4 separate regions of the Homo sapiens genome follow, and all the other regions are linked to region 3. Evidence: read pairs that join two places in POLR2A ChIA-PET (ENCODE). Cell type or tissue: MCF 10A. All regions are shown on one strand. Region 1 overlaps CHD9 (chromodomain helicase DNA binding protein 9). Region 2 overlaps CHD9 (chromodomain helicase DNA binding protein 9). Region 3 overlaps CHD9 (chromodomain helicase DNA binding protein 9). Region 4 overlaps CHD9 (chromodomain helicase DNA binding protein 9).

Region 1 (5,000 bases), 130 kb before region 3:
CCAGAGCTATGAGCCAAATACATTTCTGTTCATTGTAAATTACTAGTCTGTAGTATTCTGTTATAGCAACATAAAACAGACTAAGTATTATTTGATCATGTCTACTTTTTTTCTTTTCCTGCCTGTGCCCATAATAATCTTTTAAAAGAAAATAAAATGAGCCACATCTGGCATAGTCAACTTGGACTATACAGAATTCCTAGCTCCCCAACTCCCTTGGTCCCTTAAAGACCCTTACTGCTTCCCTCCCCACTTCCATTCCCCTAACTCCTCATGGCTCCTGGCCCAGAAGCAGATTTGAGGAGAAGTCTGTGTGGGTCCTTTCTCCCCTTAAATTAATGCAAGATAACATTGTGCTTTGCCAATTCAGAGAAAAGCAAGAGGTCTGAGGCACTGTTAACATTGTATCAGGTGATGCTAACCAGCATCACCAGAGTTATCTGCTTATTTACCCGCCTCCTGCCTGCAGAGGTCAGAGGTTGCCTGAATATGGCATTATGTCGTCTTTGAAAGTGAAGCTCCCACTCTGCAGCTCCTGGGAAGCATAAATCCTAGGTTGGTTCAGCAAGATTTGATGACCATACTTTCAGTATGGTTGTTTGGCTAGCGTTATACATACAGGAGCCTTGGAGTATGAAGGGACCTGGGAAAGCTTTTCCTTCTCGTACCCCTCAAAAGATTTTCCTACTGGTCTGGTCCATCTTTGGTGGCAAAACTTCCACCATTGGCTGTTCATGCCATTGGGCTCCCAGATTGCTTTCTATTAAAACTGCAAAATGCATGGTAAGCTGTGGTCAGCTTGGATACCTCCACCCCTAGAGCTGTATATTGCACACGTTAAGTGCTCACACAATGTTTGTTGGATTGAACCAATGACTTAGCATAAAATGCTTCAACAGATGACGTTCTAATCTGACATCTGGCCAGAAACACTTCTAGAACTGAGTTATGTTTAGGCACTGTGGTATAATACAAAAATATATTTGGTCTTTGTCTCTGGTTCCTGGTACACAGCTCCTACATCCCTGGGAATTTTCTGAATGGTAGGAATATCTTTTGTTATTCATAATAAGCCCCTTTCCATTATACCTCAGTTTATGTTAGTGGGGTGTCTTTTGGTTGGAATCCTAGATAGCCTCAGGGTATGGCTGGTCACCAAAAAGACCACACTGGAACTTTCAGTACCACCTACTGACCAGCCCCTCGAAAGGGGCTGGGGGTGCAATGCTGGAGACTAAGCTCTATGAAAACTCTTGAACAATGAGATTTGAGGAGCATCTGGGTTGGTGAACACTTGGAAGAACTAGGAAGGTGGTGCTCCCAGAGAGAGCATGGAAGCTCTGTCTAGCCCCACCATACCTTGCCCTCTGCATCTCTTCATCTAGCTGTTTCTGACTTGTGTCTTTATAGTAAACTGGTAAACATAAGGAAAGTGTTTCCCTGCATTCTGTGAGCTTTCTAGCAAATTATTGAATCTGAGGAGGGGGGCATGGGGACCTCCTGAATTTATAGCTGGTTGGTCAGAAGTCCCAGAGATCCGGGACCTTCAACTGGCATCTGAAGTGGGAGCAATCTGTGCAACTAAGCCCTTAACCTGTGGAATCTCCAGGTAGTTAGTGTCAGAATTGAATTGCATTATAGGACACCAGCTGGTGTTGGAGAATTGGTTGGCATGGGGGAAAAGACCCACACATTTGTTAACAGAAGTATTCTGTGGGCAGAAACAGATCTTAGGAGACATATTTTGGCAAGAAGGGTTTTTTTCTTTTTTTTATTAACCACTTTTTCTGGTTATCCCTTCCCTGTAGCCTACTCACACGCCCATCAACATGGATAACTGAGAGGCATACGCAAGGTGCGGCAATCAGTTTCTAGTACAGCAGTTTGTTATTACAGTTGCTCAAGAAATATGTGTGCTGGGAAAATAAGGAGTGTCACTCTACACCTCCAAGGGGGAGACAGTGTTTGTCTAAACACAGGTCTTTGTCTCTACAACATGCTACCCCACCCACCCCTGCTGCCCAAGTAAGCTGGGCTTTTTGAGTCATTCGTGATGTGTTTTTGAACACAACGAGGGGGAAGAGCTCCCACAGTCTGTTCAGTTCTTGCTACAAGAAATACAAGCTGGGTTTGACTGAATGACAAAAAGAAATCTGTTGAGCCAGGAAGCGTAGTAAATACCGTGACTCTCTGCAAATGCGCACAGCCCAAACAGCTTTTTCCAGTCTGGAAAAATGAAGAGATTTGTCTGTGCAAAAACCAGCCAAGTCTCCACCCCTCTCCCTTTCTACTCCTCCACCCCCACCTCCTGGCTAGGCCTTCCACCCTGCCCCAGACATTCAGTCATCAGCTTTCATCCTCTGTGACTTGCATTGCCCCAGGAAATAACATGCCCGGCTCTGGGGAGATACACCAGCCTCTCCCAAGCATCTTTCAGGGATGTCTGTCTGGTTGGGTTTTGCCAGTCATCTCTGACCTTGGCCAGTGCTGGCTCACAGCAAAGTTATTCATTACGCAAAGTGGGTCTGGTGTCTTATTCCTTGTTTATTCCCTTCCTTCTCCTTCCCACTCCAGTCTTCCCCCTTTTGCTTTGAAAGAAGCTTTGTCCCATCCCTACTTCCATCAGGCAGTGTTTAGAGAGAAGATTTGCCAAAGATGAGATTTTAAAAGCATTTGCTCTCAGCTAGTACAGGGCATGGAGGCAGGATGGAAAATCTCCCAGGGACTGTCAAAGGCAACCAGTTCAGGACAGTCTTTGGTGGATACAGAGTTTCTAGATGGGAGGGACTTACAGGGAGAATCTGGTTCTGCACCTTGTCTTAAAGATACATTTGCATAACAACTATGCAGTTTTCTCTTTGATGGTATGTTTTGGGAGGTGGTAGCTGGCAAAGACTATGGGGCAATAAAGCACCCACCCAAACCACTGGAGCAGTGGAGACAACACATCAAACCTGCAGTTCATTGTATTGGGAAGGGCACTGGAATTGGAATCAGAATTTCCATGAGTTTGAACCCTGGCTCCTATGAGTAGGCGTGTCTTATTCACCACTCTATCCACAGTGCCAAGCACAATCCTGCCAACAGCAGGTCAGCAGGTGCTCTTTTTTCCCCTCAAGTTGGGGGTTTGCCCTGTTGCCCAGGCTAGAGTGCAGTGGCATGATAGTGGTTCACTGCAGCCTCAAACTCCTGGGCTCAAGCAATCCTCTTACCTCAGCCTCCCAAGTAGCTGGGACTACAGGTGCATGCCACCATGCTTGGCTAATTAAAAAAAAATTTTTTTTTGTAGAGATGGTGTTTCACTATGTTGCCCAGGCTGGTAAGTGATCTGTTTATATTTGTCAAGTTTGTGAATGAATGAATGAATGAATGAATGAATGAATAAACCAATAACCTTGGATACTTTTCCTCTTTGAGCCTCAGTTTTCTCCTCTATAAAAACAATATTTAAAAAAGTCTAACACCTACTCTGCCTACCTCACCAGGTTAGTGTGTATGTGTGTGTGTGAGAGAGAGAGAAAGAGAAAGAACAAAATGTATGAATGTTCTTTGTCTCCTGCGCACTGGAATTTAAAAGTCACTTTGTCTCAGGCTCTGTGCTTTAACCTTGGTGTTGGTGTTCCATATCAGGAGGAAGGACTATTTTCCAGTGTCTGGTAAACACTTAGTTCTCCATCCTGTATTCTAAGTATCTTAAGGACAGGAGAACATTTTATTTATTTATTTATTTATTTATTTATTTATTTATTTATTTATTTATTCATGTATGTCAGCATCTTGCCCTGTCATCCATGCTGGAGTGCAGTGGCGTGATCTTGGCTCACTGCAGCCTCAACCTTCCCTGCTCAAGCCATCCTCCCACCTCAGCCTCCTGAGTAGCTGGGACTGCAGGCCTTTGCCGCCACACCCAACTAATTTTTATATTTCTTTGGGTAAAGACAGGGTTTCATCATGTTGCCCAGTCTTGTCTCAAACTCTTAGGCTCAGGTGATCTTCCCACCTCTGCCTCCTGAAGTGTTGGGATTACAGGCATGAGCCACTGCACCCAGCCTATTTTAAATGCTTTTAACCGATTGGTTTAAATTTGAGAACAAAGAATTTTAAGGTTCTCAGCCTCAGCTTATAGCCACTGCCCTGTTGGTCCCTTACTTGGCCCCAGAACCCTGGAAACCTTCCCAGGACAGAGCTTGCCTTACTTCCAACCACAGATCTTCATCAGGTGCAGGAGGAATTCGACCTTCAGATCTTTGCCCATGCACTTGGCTCTGCCTGAAGCATTCTCTTTGCTTTTTACCCGTCCAATTCCAGCACATCCTTCAGATCCCAGGTTAGACTCCCTTCTTCCAGGATACGTTCCCAGCTCCTCTCTGCCCTGTCAGGTAAGCTTCCTCCTCCATGCCCTCCCTCTTTGTGTCCTCTATCTGAGTGCTCACCCTGCTGAACTGTGGTTTCCCATCAGTCGTCTGCCTCCCTTTTAAACTGTGGCCCCCTGAGGACTATGATTGTGTCTTCCTTGTTCATTGATGTAACCTTGGTACATATCACAGTGCCAGGTACCAAGAGGATATTCTACAAATAGGCATTGATTAAGTGACTGGCAACAGTGTGTTGAGGAGATGGGAGAGAGGGTGACAAATCACAAAGGTCCCCATAGGAGGGTATTGTATTTCCTGAAGTATGAGAAACAACACTTCCACCAAAATGGCTTGCATAGCTAAGGATGCAAAGCTTTGGTGCATAACTTGCATAAACTAAGGATGCAAACACACCCCCAGACATTCCTGGACACACCCTACTGTAGGCAGTCATTCATTTAACACACTTGCCCTTGCTCTGAAATTTCTCCTCTTATCGTCTCCTTCCACTCATCTTTCTCATTTCCTGTATAAGGGAATTGCAAGACTAAAAGAATCTAACTGGCAGCAAAAAGATAATGCCAGAGAAAGAGATTATATTGCCACACCTTTGCTTAAGGTTTTTTCCCCTCTTTCTCTGCCTGT
Region 2 (5,000 bases), 110 kb before region 3:
TAATTGGTTATAATTTCTCAGCAATCATGCAGACTTGAGAACTCTCGCTGTGAGAGATATCTAACTCACAGATTATTCTGAAATGCCAATTCCTCCTTTATCAACAATTCCTCTAACCTCGCTCTCCCTTCCTTCCTTCCTTCCTTCCTTCCTTCCTTCCTTCCTTCCTTCCTTCCTTCTTTCTCTTTCTTTCACAGTCTTGCTCTGTCACCCAGGCTGGAGTGCCTGGGTGACGATCATAGCTCACTGCAGCCTCAAACTCCTAGGCTCAAGCAATCAGCCCCCATCAGCCTCCCAAAGCACTGGGATTACAGGCATGAGCCACCGTACCTGGTCTGTTGTGTCTATTATTGACCCACAAGGGCAGAGATATTTGTATGCTTAGTTTTGTCTGTATCTTTAGTGAATTTAGCACTTAATGTGTCCCTAGTACCTGTAACTGTGTGTGGCACAGAGAGGTAACTCAACAAATATTTATTGAATGAAGAAATAAATGCATGCTTGCAGGAATGGATGAATAAGTGAATGAATCAATGAATACTAAATTGAATAGTTAATGAAAATTGACGATATTATTTTGATTTTGTGGTTTTTAAAAATTTTGGAACCAGGCTGGGTGCGGTGGCTCACACTGTAATCCCAGCACTTTGGGAGGCCGAGATGGGTGGATGACCTTAGGTCAGGAGTTCGAGCCCAGCCTGGCCAAAATGGTGAAACCCTGTCTCTACTAAAAATACAAAAATTAGCCAGGTGTGGTGGCAGGTGCCTGTAATCCCAGCTACTCAGGAGGTTGAGGCAGGAGAATCACTTGAACCCAGGAGGTGGAGGTTGCAGTGAGCCGAGATCGTGCCATTGCACTCCAGCCTGGGGGACAAGAGCGAGACTTCGTCTCAAAAAAAAAATTGGAACCAACTGTTTTTTCAGGTTTCAGACATTTCTGTAAACCAGTAGAAAAGCTGGGAGGCAGACAGGCGTGGTGGCTTACGCCTGTAATCCCAGCACTTTGGGAGGCCGAGGCGGGTGGATCACCTGAGGTCAGGAGTTCAAGACCAGCCTGGCCAACATGGTGAAACCTCGTCTCTACTAAAAATACAAAAATAAGCTGGGCATGGTGTTGGGCATCTGTAATCCCAGCTATTTGGGAGGCTGAGGCAGGAGAATTGCTTGAACCCAGGAGGTGGAGGTTGCAGTGAGCTGATATGGCTCTGCCCCACTCCAGCCTGGGCAACAGAGTGAGACTCCGTCTCAAAAAAAAAAAAAAAAAGAAAGAAAGAAAAGCTGGGAGGCCTGAGATTTTGTGTCTATTATACCTAAGGGATGAAAGAGTCCTGACCTGGAGACCCGAAACAATGTTTGGCTGCTTTTTTCTTTGTCTCTTGTAAACCAACATCAGCAATGAGCAGGCCACCTCAAGTGTGACTCAATCAACGCGAGGCAGGAGGCATGCAAAACAAAACAGAAAACTCCTGGCAGCCTTAATATAGCGATTTTTCTAGCAATCTACATGACTATCCAGGCCCAATGCACCCCATTACATATGCAAAACATCTGACGTTTGTGTAACAAGCCCTTAACCCCTGGCTGTTATTCTTATTTCCAAACTGGGGTGCATCATTAGATAAATGCAGAAATCAAGAACCGTCGCTCCTAGTCAAGCGTCTGTGGCTCAGTTCTCAGAGCCAGGCCAAAGGAGTAATTATAGCTTTCCTCTATAGTGTACGGGGCAGGAGGCTGATTTAATAAAGGAAGCCTACTGTCTGTCTCCAGCCTGGCTCTGACTCATGGAACGAGGGAGTCCCAGAGCACTACCCACAGAGGGTGGGTGGTGAGCAGCTGAGGGTGGGAGGTGAGGGTGGCCGCTAGCAAGGCCTGGGCCCAGAGCCCTGAGAATGAGGAAACTCCCTGCTTGGCCAGGAGGAACCTGCAGCTGGAGCCAGAGGAAGTGAGGCTCAGACAGAGCAGCTGCTGTTCCAGCAACAGCAGCAACTGCCGCACCCTTGAAAGGAGGCCCCTGCCGTGTGGACCCGTAAAATAAAATGGGTTAGTAATTTTCATATTCAGAATTGATTGGGGGAAACGATCGAATTGCTTCTAATGGGGATGGCCACCTTTGTGTGCTGTACCAGGGTCTTTGGTTTCTTTTAGGGGCCTGGGTCGATGGAGTCTGGAGTGATGAGCGTTCGGTTAATTTGGTTTCTCACTTTGGCAGCTAATTAGGTCTTCACGACCACAGAGAGAGTTCTGAGCTGGGAGTGGTTTCAGCTACACCGAGGGGGACGGCCCGCTCTGGAATGGATTTGTGTTCCACCTTAGATAGGTCACCAGAGGTCATCTTATCCTTCCTTCTGCCTCCAGCTGCTTTCTCCTTCCTCCCCTGACAATCAGCCAGACAGAGGCAACCTGACCTCTTCCTCCTCCGGACTCCTCCGGGCGGGAGATTCGGCTCCACCCCTTCCCTTCCCGCTGAGTCACACACCTCCCAGTCAGGTGATCCTCCCCTGGGCCCTTCCGAGAGCACCTTGACCTATATTCCGTTCTCTCCATGACAGCAGACTCTAAGAGTCCCGGGAGAGAGCCCGCCAGGCCAGCTGGCGTGGTGCCCTGGCAGCCCCAGACTGCAGACCAGGCGCCCCGGGCAGCGGGAGGGGGTGCTCCCACCCCAGAGGCCTGGAAATGGAAAGTTAGGAGGCTGGTGGCTGTGTGCAGGGCGGGGGAGGAGGAGGTGGGGAGTTGAGTCAGCTGGGAAAGCTGACAGCCACTGGCGGCCGCGTGCTTCCTCCCCTCCCTCTCTGGGCTCCTCAGCTCCCTGCCAGGCCCTGACCAAGCAGGCTGCAGGGGATGAAGCGGTGAAGGGCAGATGCCATTGTGGCTGGGTGATACTGCAGCCCACGGGGAGAGGTGAGGAATTGTGCAAATAATGGGATAAACCTACATGACTCACCCGGAGAATGTGAGCCGAAGAAAACTTCTCCTGCCACAAGGACCGAATTCCCATTCCCAAATTATCCACAAAATGGCCCCTACTTATTTTGTCTATGGGTTCTTTGTGCAGTTGCTGCCTGTACAGTCTTTGTGTCCTCTGAATGTGAGGAGAATAGGGCTGCTATGGGAAAGGAAATTAAAAGAGAAGTGATCCTTGGGTATCACACCTGTAAAAAGCGATATTAACTGAAAATCACTGTTCCTTTTGAATTAGAAAGCACTCTGAATTTAGACTCATTCGTCTTTTTTTTTTTTTTTTTCCAAAAGACAGGGTCTTGCTCTGTTGCCCAGGCTGCTGGAGTAAAGTGGCTGATCATAGCTCAGTGAAGCCTGGGACTCCTGAGCTCAAGTGATCCTCCCGCCTCAGCCTCCCAAGTAGTTGGGACTACAGGCATGCACAACCATGCCCGACTAATTTTTTAATTTTTTTGTAGGGATGGAGTCTCACCATGTTGTCCAGGCTGGTCTTGAACTCCTGGGCTCAAGCAATCCACCCACCTTGGCCTTGGCCTTTCGAAGTGCTGGGATTACAGGCGTGAGCTGCCACCCCCAGCTTGAGTAGAATCTACCTTCACAAACACTTAGAAGCTCTATGACATTGGCAAGTCACTATAGGCCTCTGTCTCCAATCTGTAATATGGGGATTTTTAATAAAACCATCCTACTACTACATCAGATGGTGTGAACATGAAATCAGATGATGTGCATAAAACATGTTATTATATATAATTATGTGTAACTATATAATATTTTCTCTAGATGGCTATGTCACTGCCCTGTACCATCTGAAAGGGTTGTTTTACTTGTTCACTGTGCTCATGATAGAAGAGCCTGCCTCTGGGTGTGTTCACAAGTGTAAATAGAAAGCTGTAGCCTCTGGCTACATTAGGATTTACTGCATCTAACAAGCAGCCCCACATAGCTTGTTTACACATTACCGACAGATTAGGTGTACATCATCTTATTCCTTTATATCAAGAAAAGCAAGTTTATCATAAGATGGATAAAAACCTGCTGACTGGAATAAATCTTTTTTACTCCAATCTCACATTTTTTCCTTTTCTTTTTTTTTTTTTTTTTTTGAGACAGGGTCTCACTCTTTTACCCAAGCTGGAGTGCATCGGTGCAATCACAGCTCACTGCAGCCTCAAATTCCCATACTCAAGTGGTCCTCCTGCCTCAGCCTCCTGAGTAGCTGGGACCACAGGCATGTGCCACCACACTCAACTAATTTTTAAATTTTTTGTACAGATGAGATATCACTAAATTGCCCAGGCCGACAATTTTTTAATCAGGATGTAAACTTATGAAGTTACTGCCTGGTGTACAGTGGGTGCTAGATGGTAGGGTAGGTGCAAGTTAGATAAATGGAAGGAAAGAAGAAAGGAAGAAGGAAAGAAATTAGGCAACTATAGGAGCAAAGCTGGATTTACCAGGAAACCTCAGGGCTCTTCATTTGCAGGTGTCCCTTACAAGGCCTTGTACCTAATTTTTAATTCATAATAATGTATTCCTTTTCTAAGGAGAGTACCCTAGTATTGTATACACTTTAGGCCACACCATACTTGGATTTGAGCCTTTACAAGAGGTCTGTGAGAGACCCAACCCTTGTTCTTGTTTAAGATTTTTAAGCACAAGTGAAAATCAAGTGGTGTCAGGGAGTTGGGCATTTCCATGTCGTCTCCATCATGAACTCCACATCTGAAATTTGTAGAGAGATCATATGTAGGCCAGGTAAGGACAACAGTGTAAGGAATGGGTCGTAGGAAAAAAGTGGAGGTCAGGAATGTGTAGAATTGTTGGGCCGCTTCCAGTTGATTTCTGTAATCTACTCTCATACTTCAGGGCTATTAAGTTTCCAGAAGGTGTGAATCTGGGTGATGCTGGTTGCATTGTACTGGGCAATGGAGAAACAGTGGCTTGCAATCTGGAACTCTCTGCCTAGTCCTGGCTGGTCTTCACTAGGACTCACTCACTAACTAGTTGTTTGGCCTTGGTAGGAGTCACTTCACCTCTTT
Region 3 (5,000 bases):
CCCCCTTGTCTTTTAATCCCTGCTCCACTATTCAGTAGCTGTGTGATCTTGGGCAAGTCATTTCTCTATCCCCCAGTATCCTCATATAAAATGGGAATAACAGTAGTACCTATCTTACAGGGTTGTTCTGAAGATTGAGTCAATATATAGGAAATATTAGGAATAGTGCCTGGTACATAGTAAGCACTACATTTTAGCTCTTATTGTCATAATGATTTTTGTAATTGTTTGCTCTCTCAGTTCCATTCTGTCTCTTTGTAATGCTACTATCAGAGTATTTCTCTCATTAGCCAGCCCCTTGTCTCCATTATCACTGTTATTACCCTATTATTAATCAGGATTACATTAGTTATTAAATGTAAAATAGAATAATCCCTGGCACTTAGTAAGTAGTCTGTAAGTGTTATCTCATTATTGTTATTATTTTCACATTGATGACATCTCAAGTCAGATCCTTTCCTCGTCCTTACTTGTCCTCTGCCTTTAATCTCTCATGCCATCCAGATGGGTCTTTCTAGAGCCCTGTTTAGATAGTGTTGTTTCTGTTTTGAGGCCTTTGGTACCTAAAAGGGGCAGAGGGGAGAACCCAATGTTGTTTTATAGTGATATCAGATGACTAACCAGGACCAACTGAAAAAATGGCATTGATGAAAGAGGTAAACTTGAATTTTAAAGCAGTGAAATTTTGTTTTAGTGATTTAAGGGCATTGCTTACTAAAATAGAATCAATTTTTATAGAAAGAAAAGTTGTACTGATGTTCAAATTCAAGTTGACTTGCTATGGAACTAAACCTACAGTTTTACCTGAAAAACTCATCAGTGCAGTTAAAATAGAAGGTTAGGAGGAAAGGTCAGAAAGGTTTTTTATGTTACGAAAAAAATGTATTCATCCATGTTAAGACGATGAAACAATTTTAACATTGTTAGTAATCTTTATAAACAGTTCTCATTTGTTCATTTCAAAATTTTAAGCTTCTTTTTATAATTCAAATGAAAATAGCTTCATTTCTGTATTTTCAAAATAACACTGTTAGCTTTTTGTTAGAAAAATTATAAGAAACCTTATCTAACTTCTTAAACTTATTTTGGGTTCATTTGCATGACCTCTTTAACCCTTTGCTAATCTTCAGCTATTTCATATTTTAAATATTTTAGAGTATCTTGGAGAAAAGTATTTTTTTCCAATAAAAATTGCTTTAGATTTTGTTTTTTTAAAATATTGATAGCCACATAATGCCATTTTACCACAGTTTAGTTCTCAGGTGATTTTTTTTTTTAATCAGATTTTTATGTATATTTTTTAAAACTTTACTGCAGGAAATGGCAGAGTGAGAGTTAATGTGTTACATGGAGGGAAGAACAGTCCATTGGGGGTTAAATTGCAGAGTCTAATGGAATAATAACTGGTAGCACCATCTGCTGGCCTACTTCCGCAGAAGGAGTCAGTATTTTTAACGACATCTCTAATATTCATGCTGATGCATTTTGATGCTTTGTGCATTCATTTCTTTCTGTGCTTTGTTGGAATCTGGCTATCTGCTTACAGCTATTGAGGAAACTCAGCTTTTTAGGAGTGTTTACAGCCTTTTTCATACCTAAATAGGATGAACAGTAGATATAAACTTGCCAAGGCAGAAATGTGTTGATAAATCAAAATGTGTATTTGTGGAGGGTTGTGCATCTCTTGGTTGCAGCTTGCTAAATAGGCCATTTAGGAATCTTCTTTCAATGCTTTTTTCTTGAGCACTGCCTGGGGTGGTGAAAAAGCAGAGGGCAAGCCTTTGTCTGACGCCAAAAATGTCTTCAGTGAAGAGGCCAAGAGGAAGGGTAAGTGAAAGCCTGAATGAGTGGGAGGAGGAGGGGTTCTTTGGGCTAAAAGGCTAATGGGATTGAATAACCTTCCTTATTACTGGCTGCTGCTACGGGAGTCGTACTGCATCGCCATCTTGAGCTTGTTGCTGTTTCCTCGAGTCTTGGTTATTTGTTATAGCCTGTAGGCCTTAAGGTGGCATTTTAGTGAGCAATTCTAAACCCTCCTTCCTTTCCCAGTGCTGCAGTGCTGCTATGAAACCTTTGATGAGGCAGGTATAGAAAAAATATCCAGTGAAGCACACTGGAATCAGCATGAAAATGTGTTTGGAAATTCCTGATGGTTTTTTCCTTTGGTATAGTCAGAGGCATGTTTACGGGTAAGAACATAACAAAACTGTGATCTAAGTATATGTGGATGAATGCGTGTTTGAAGAGGAAATTCTTTTTAAAATGCTCTTGATCTGCTTCCTGTGATATTGCTAAATATTAATAATTTTAATGTAAAACTGTAAAACTTGTTTATTTCCCAAATTGCTTGAGCAAAATAATTATGATATAGAAAAAGAAAAAAAATTTTCACATTTAACTCTTTCATGGGAAAACTAAAACTTTCTCTAATTTTAAGTATGAGAATGTCTGTTTACTAACTAGCTATGTTGCTGCACTTAAATATTAAATGATTTCAGGTTGTAGTCGTAAAGCAGAGGTTTTATTTTTCTAAAAGCCATAATAAACTGTATGGAGTAATTCTAAATTAAAATTATTTAAAAATTTATTAATGTTCAGAATTTTGGAGGGAAGAGGAAAGAAAAGACTTTTATTCCAAATGCACAGAATATTTATGGGATAAAATTTGAATCAACTATCTTTACAGGACAAAACTTGAATCAACTAACCAAGAATGCTATGAAAATATCAATGAATCTATATTATTCTTCTTTAACCTTCATTTTTAAAAGTAGCAATTGAGCTGTTTATATCTGTACTAATTTCTTGATAAGCAAAATGTTTTAAATTTGTTTGTAGCACTCACATATTTGCTAATGTAATTTTACCTCTCTAAACATAATTTAAGATTTTCAGATATTTGTGACAATTGTTTTAGATGTACTTTGGTATATTCTATAAAAAATATTTTTGTTTCTGTAGCCTCCATCTTCCAAGAAGAGCGATGGTTCTGGGACATATACTAAGTTGCAGAATACCCAGGTGAGGGTCATGTCTGAGAAGAAGCAGAGAAAAAAGGTGGAATCAGAAAGCAAGCAAGAAAAGGCTAATCGTATAATATCAGAGGCCATAGCAAAAGCAAAGGAGCGTGGGGAACGCAATATTCCACGAGTAATGAGCCCTGAAAACTTTCCTACTGCTTCAGTTGAAGGAAAAGAGGAAAAGAAAGGTAGAAGGATGAAATCCAAGCCAAAGGACAAAGACAGCAAAAAAACAAAAACATGTTCTAAGTTAAAAGAGAAGACAAAAATTGGGTAAGTTGGTTAAGAATTAAATTTAATTCCTTTCAATGTTCTGTTAAAGTTCAAACTGTCCAACCATCTACTTTTGATTTGAGTATATTTACTCCCATATTTGAGTTTTAAATTGTTGGCTACTATGTGTGCTTTATTTCATTGCCGAATGAATTAGATAATATTCCAGGATCTCCCAAATTTTATGGTTCTATGAATGTAGAATGTAGCTTTTTGTATGTTAATATTATTAAAAGGGATTTAAAGTAGTAAAATATTTCAGTATACGAATCAGGAAAAGGATAAAAACAAACAAAATGAAATCCATATTGCTGTGCCAGTTTCATATTCACTTTCTTTACAGAGCATGCATTGAAATTCTTTATAAGATTCTTTTTCTCTTGGTTGTACTTGTGCCTCACTGAGCACTCATAGTTTGGAAACATGAAATGTAATATTTTCTTAATAAAACCACAACTTTGGACTGAATGAAATGGCAAAAAAAAAAAAAAAACACTAATACCATATAAATCAACAATAAGTGGTTGCCAGTTCTTACTGATTTACTTCCATATAGTCTGATTTACTTTACGTAATAAAGAGGCCAGGTGAGGATTAATGCTCCAAGAGAATTATAAGGACAAAGAATTGCTCTAGGAGGATATATTAATCCTATGTATTTTACTGCTTATCCAAAATATTTTCAAAAAATAAAATACAGTAAATGTTATAATTTGCTTTATAGGTGTATTTGCTTAGCATGCAAGGGTAAGCATAACTAAGCCAACATAGTTTAGAATTGTTTTTTCAGGACTGGTTATTTTTGAGGACTTCATGTGGAAATTTGACATAAAGGGGTCAATCTAACTTTTCTCTTTTTCACAAAAAGTCCGCAATAAAGAATGTCTTTATTGTGAAAATCTTCATTTGCTCAGAAATTGTTGATATATTATATAGATATTTAGAACTAATGCAATTTTATAAATCAAATGAATTCTTAGCATTTTAAATGTAACCGCCAAATTATTTAGTTTGGTCCTTATGTCATTCAGGTCCAAACGATTAAATAATATGGGCTCTCTTGTTATAATAGATTAATAATCATATTGATTTTGCATTTTACTTGCAGACAGCTAAAATGAAATTTGAAAGATTTCTACTTCTTTTATTGTTTTTTTAGAGGTTTTAGGTATGAAAGTAACTTATTTTTCCAAAGCTCTGCCCAGTTTTAATTCAGGAAATCCCATATTTAGTCTTTTGCTGAACCAAAATTTAATATAATTAAGGGTTTCCAGTTTTAACTTGTTCAGAGATCTAGACAGAGTAGAATACTATTTGGAAGAGTAACGTTTTGAAAAACAATGCATAAAATGAGGAAATTGGTTGATAAACTTTTAAAAGTTACACTAACCGTTACTTGCCTCAAACTTGGGAAGGAACAGCTAAAGGCAAAAGATACCAGAAGTAAATCTAGTTTAAGAAAAAACATTGTACATAAGAGATAACTAGAAATAATTAAATTAGAAACACAGATTTTTAGAAAAGTGAATTAATATAGTAAGGGGAGTAGTAACACTGAAGCGGAGTACTGACTAGTTTTGTGATATCTGTGTTTTTGTTAGGAGTAGGTAAATTATTCATAGTAAATTATTTTAATATTGCACAACATTGACCAATTTTTCTAGAGGTAGCAAATTCTAGAAAACAAAATCGATAAGAATTGTACTA
Region 4 (5,000 bases), 77 kb before region 3:
ATGTTGATAATTATAGCACTGCTCTTTAATGACCAAGCCTAAGTAATTTTCAGAGGGCTGCATTCAAGAAAACACGAACGTTCTCTATCAGATGATGGGGAGGCCGCTCAAGTTTTTCATTTAAGTGGGATGTCATTCTGCTGTGATGTCAGATAGATGAGATGTTACTGGCCTTAAATTTGACTCAACAAGTTGAATTTGCAAACTAAAGCACTATCCAAATAAGTGGTGTGGGGGGCCCCAGAGATAAACTCTTTCTGTGCATTCTTGGTCTAATATGTGGTTGTTATAAGTATCCTTCAGGGAATCAAAGTTGGAACTGTAACCGCCCTTTCAGCAGGGTTTCTTCCCAGCCCTGTCAGTATCTCAGCTAAATAGAGTTATGCTGATCCACTCTGGAGGGCCTTCATGGGGAATATAAAGAATGAAATTACTTGGCAAATACCACTGTGTATACCGCAGCCATTCCATTCTGGCTAGGCATAAACAAGCGCAGTGTCGCTCCTTAGCGGAGGCTGAAATTCAAGAGATTTCTGTCAACTGTGAACGTGAAATATCACCTGCACTGGATCGGAAATGGTCAACAGTTTTGAACAAACATAAAGTAGGCCGACCGAAGTTCAAACATTTAATTCTTTTGTCTAGCTCACGTTTTCATATGGGTTTTAAATTTTTAATTCGGTAGAAAGCCAGCTAAGGACCTGAAAGGAGGAGACCCTTAGAATTTTAGAGCTGGAGGACTTTTGGACAACTTGTGCAGCCTCTTCCTTTTACAGAAGGCAAAACCAAGGCCCTAGGACACGCTAGGATTTGATGTAGGTCACTCAGTTAATTCGTGAAGGATCGAGAGGGAACCCAGGTTTTCCAGTACGCCCCCTGCTCCTAAACCAGTATCACCCTCCCCCACGGCTGTCTCTCTCTCTTCTTAAATTCTTGCGTTTATTTTTCTCTCCCTTCGTAACTGTGCAATGGAGAACGGGAGCCTGAGCCTCGGGAAGACAGGGTTGCAACCGCAGGCTAGGTGCGCGCTCTCCCCTAGCTCGCGGCGTGGAGCTGGGTCTCCGCGGCGGGCGCCGGCTACTGCAGGTGCTGGCACCTGGGCTCAATCGCAGCATCATCGCGACACGCTCCGTGCTCCCGATTCTACAGCACGGGCGCGTGACACCCGGGTCTCCGCGCGAAAGGAGAACGTGGGACTAAATCCACGGCTCCTTAAGAAGGACGTCTTTGGAAACTCTCGCCCTTCCTCGGCGGACCCGAGCTGCCCGAGAGATGCCCTGCATGTGAGTGACCTCTGCGCCGACCCCGCCACTGGTCAGCTCGCGGCTGGGGCGTGCCCTGCCGGGGCCTGACGTGGCGGCGGGGCCGCGGGGCGGGCGGCGCGAGGGGAGAGGCCGCCGTGAGGGCGCGGCCTGACGTGGCGGCCGCGGCGGGGCTGCCGGGGGAGCCCGGACCACTGCACTGCCCCGCGCTCCGGCCAGAGGGCGCCCGGCCCCAAGCCTTCCCCGCCCCGAGGCCGCCCAGGGCTCCGGGAGTAACCGCGCCAGCGATTGGGTCGGCGGCGCGGCGGGGCCATGTTGGAGCGGAGCAACGACCCCGCCTCGCACCGCCCTCCGCCCTGGGTCGGGCCGCGCCAGGAGGGAAGGGGAGCGGCGAAGGGGACGCTCCCTCTTAGGCAGCCCGACGCGGCTGGAGCCGCGGCAGGAGCGGCGGCGGTCACGACCGCCCCTCCGCGCCCGGGCCAATCAGCGGCGCGGGCACAAATATGCAAATAGCGCGCCGGTGCTGCCGGAGTGCCGCTCGCAGGGGCTGGTGGGGTCGCGCTGGGGGAGTGAACTGGGCCAATCAGGCGGGTGCGTGGCGGCGCGGGGGAGGCGGTGCCCCTTCACTCCTCCCTCCACTCCCTCCCTGCCCCGCGCTGACAGGGGGGCCTGGCCGCGCAGCCGGTAAGTGCCGCCGCCGCCGCCGCTGCCACCCACCGCCTCGGGCGTGGGGAGGAAGCCCGGGGGCACCGCGGGGCAGCGGCCGCTGCTCAACTGGTGGGGAGATGCGGGGGCGGGTCGTGTCAGACGGGTGGTCGCCTGAGGCCGCCCCCGCCCGGCCAGCCGCGAGTGTCAGTCTCAGTCGAGGCGGGGGGCGGCGGGGGCGCCTCAGTCATGGCGAAGCGCGAGAGTCAGCGAGCGGCGGTGAGTACGTGCAGCCGCCGCCGCCGCCGCCGCCGCTGCTCGGCCGGTGGGGGGAGGGGGGAGGGGCAGGCGGGGCGGCGCCCCCGCCTGAGGTGAGGGATCCGGTCCCGGGGCCGGGGTCGGGCGGGCGGGCCCGCGGGGAGGCCGGGCAGGGGGCGCTGCCTGCACGTGCGGCCCAGCCCGCCCGCGGCCCGCCCCGCGCCTGTCATGGCTGCGGGCTGCTGCCCCCGCCCCCCGGCCCACAGCCCCCGGGGTCGGGACACGGCAGCCGCGCCTGTTGCGTCGTGTGGAGGTGAGGGCCGGGCGGCCAGGGCGTGGGAAGGCGGGCCCTCTTCCCCGTCCCGCGCGAGGTCGGGGCCTCCCCCGGGTTGGGTTCCCTCCCGACGGTCGGGCTTCCCTCCATCCTGCAGCCTCTTTCCCTGCCCGTGCTTTCTCGCCTCCGTGAGTCATGACAGGGCGTCCCGCGCGGGCACCCGACGTCCCGGAGCACGGGACGTCCCCGGCGCTTTCCCAGGCCTTGCCTCTCGGTTCCGACCGCAGTGCCTTCCCCGCGATCCTTCACCCCGAGTGCCTCTCCCCGTCTGCAGCGTGGCCCGGACCCCGCCAGCCCCCGTGTGTGCGGCCGCCGTCATTTTCTGGGTACCTGGGTGTGGGACCTGCGGGATGGCTCCAGGGCTCTCTGCGTGGACATCCAGCCCAAAGCCAAGCACTACCCGGAAAGCCCGGGTGTCTCACTGGCTGTCACAGCTGCCAGCTCAGACTGGTTTCTGTTTGTTCTTATTTTTATTTTTAAAAAAAATTTTTTTTGGGGGGGGTGGTTTGCTTTTTTTTCTTTTTTAAGAAAAATAAAACTTTTCAGAACAAAGTAGATGAGAATTTTGTTGTTGTTGTTGTGATATTAACAGTGCTACAGTTACTTTCCTGAAAGTCTGGGATTTGACGCTATTGTGACATTTATTTATGTGAAATATTCATACCTAAGAATTCCCCTGTATTAAATAAAGTTTATTTTCATTAATAAAATTACCGTCAGAATTTAGTTTCTCAATTTTGTATGCTACTTTTCACCTTTTCCTTTTTTCCAGTTCTTAAAATCTCCAGTTCTACTTAACCAGCTATGATCTTAAACGAAAAGAAGGCTTATCTTGTGTAATGTTACCCATTCCCTAGACTCTAGATAACTGTAGAAGTAGTTTTAAAAGAACCACTAGGTCTGCAAACACTTGAATATACAAAAGCTGAACTTAAAGGAGGATTCTGCATTGCAGAGGGAGGAGTTTGTTTTTGTTTTTTGCAATGCAAAAGGATGATCATAGTGTTTCTTTTCCCTTGGGTTTACAGAACGTGAATTTAGAGATGCTGTGTTGTAACAACAGGCCACATGGAGCCTTACGTTCGATATTTGATAAGTATTAAATAAAAGACTTCTATTGCTCGAAGCAAGTTCTGTCTGTATTATGTATCTTCGAAGACTTTCCATTTCTTCTAATTCTGCTTTTTTTTTTTTTTTTTTTTTTTTTTTGGTGTTGAGACGGAGTCTCGCTCTGTCACCCAGGCTGGAGCGCAGTGACGCCATCTCGGCTCACTGCAACCTCTTCCTCCCAGGTTCAAGCAGTTCTCCAACCTCAGCCTCCCCAGTAGCTGGGATTACAGGTGCGCGCCACCACGCCCGGCCGTTTCTTCTATTGCTTTAAAAATTCACGTTATGTAGTTATAGTTTACCACAAAGTATTGGCAGGTCTCTGTCCTTGGAGAGTTTCCTATAAACTATAGACCATATAATGTAGACGTGAAGTCTGTATTACAGACCTGAAGTGCATTGGGAAAAGTGGTTGCCTCCCAGTTTTGATTAAGGGTAACTGTCATTCCTGAACAGTTTCAGGTAAGTATGTATAGTATTGCAGTTAAAAACAGCAACAACAAAAAACCCTTGTGATTAATTGACCAGGAGATGATATCCTAAAGGCACAGGAAATAACATCAGATAAAAGCAATGCTAGTCAAAAACATACTAAGTAAGGTGTATGAGCAGGCTACTTTAATCGGGGGCGGCTCTTAATAGGGAGGCTGAGGCAGGAGAATCACTTGAGCCAAGAGTTCAAGTCCAGCCTGGGCAACTTATTAAGACTGCATCCCGTCTCTATTAAGAAAAAAAAAATTATGATGCTTTTATAACCAGTAAAATCCTCTTCTTGGATAGAGTGCTGGCTAGAGAGAATCGGGACTTTGTCACTTAACTGTGTAGATAATATTAAGTTTCTTGACATCCGTGAGCCTTAGTTTCCTCCTGTGTAAAACTTTGTTTCCTCCAGTTTTACTATTGTAGGATTCTAAGTACCCTATGAGGTCTATCCTCTGAAATCAAAAACTTATGGGGTGGGCAGATATGAATACAGATAGAAAACGGTGTCCATGGAAAAAGCCCGTGACAAGATAAGATTAAGGAAACCATAGAATTTTCAACTTGGAAGTATCTTTAGAAACTTTAATTACAAACTTCTTATCTAATGCAACCGAATGCTTTCTACAAGGCACTGTGCTAGACCTTCCTGGTTTACCTCTGGAAACAGGATAGAGCTGAAGGAGGGGCTCGATATATGAATATAAGAGGCAAGAACTGAAGTAGAAATACAGATTTTAAAGTAAAATCTATTGCATCTATCAATAGTAAAACAAAATTTTGGTACATATGAAAAGTTAAGATTTTCTAAAGATGTGTTTATTGATCGAAATGTCATAGAAAAAAAAGCTTACCTCCGTAAATAACAGAGAAGAAAAATGAAATCCTAGAGAGTCTATAAAGAAAAACTATGA

What was found. ChIA-PET counts read pairs that join two places held together with the same protein. Peaks named below come from ENCODE experiments on the same cell type or tissue, not always from the same donor. Only the 100,000 strongest peaks of a DNase experiment are listed, where the experiment ranks them.
Region 1: POLR2A ChIA-PET joins it to region 3 with 11 read pairs; 5 of 35 experiments call an interaction of 5 or more read pairs at or near these places.
Region 2: POLR2A ChIA-PET joins it to region 3 with 28 read pairs; 7 of 35 experiments call an interaction of 5 or more read pairs at or near these places.
Region 4: POLR2A ChIA-PET joins it to region 3 with 14 read pairs; 10 of 35 experiments call an interaction of 5 or more read pairs at or near these places.

Annotation. Positions count from the first base shown.
Region 1 is chr16:53,078,490-53,083,489 of GRCh38, forward strand. The region is part of intron 1 of CHD9 (chromodomain helicase DNA binding protein 9); the gene reads left to right. Among named protein-coding and RNA genes, the nearest start is that of CHD9, 26 kb to the left of the region's middle. In MCF 10A, no CTCF peak of the experiment used is centred here; DNase peaks (open chromatin) are centred at 2,012 and 2,362.
Region 2 is chr16:53,097,229-53,102,228 of GRCh38, forward strand. The region is part of intron 1 of CHD9 (chromodomain helicase DNA binding protein 9); the gene reads left to right. Among named protein-coding and RNA genes, the nearest start is that of CHD9, 45 kb to the left of the region's middle. RefSeq lists enhancers at 1,642-1,771, 1,730-2,929, 1,832-1,881, 1,972-2,051, 3,002-3,101 and a silencer at 2,592-2,701. In MCF 10A, no CTCF peak of the experiment used is centred here; DNase peaks (open chromatin) are centred at 1,843, 2,643 and 2,793.
Region 3 is chr16:53,206,521-53,211,520 of GRCh38, forward strand. CHD9 (chromodomain helicase DNA binding protein 9) reads left to right here. Exons shown (of 39, transcript NM_001308319.2): 3 at 2,962-3,293. Among named protein-coding and RNA genes, the nearest start is that of CHD9, 150 kb to the left of the region's middle. RefSeq lists enhancers at 1,315-1,904, 1,905-2,492. In MCF 10A, a CTCF peak has its summit at 1,429 (motif pointing left); DNase peaks (open chromatin) are centred at 1,421 and 1,901.
Region 4 is chr16:53,129,113-53,134,112 of GRCh38, forward strand. The region is part of intron 1 of CHD9 (chromodomain helicase DNA binding protein 9); the gene reads left to right. Among named protein-coding and RNA genes, the nearest start is that of CHD9, 77 kb to the left of the region's middle. RefSeq lists silencers at 1,272-2,001, 2,332-2,591. In MCF 10A, a CTCF peak has its summit at 1,490; DNase peaks (open chromatin) are centred at 1,559 and 2,619.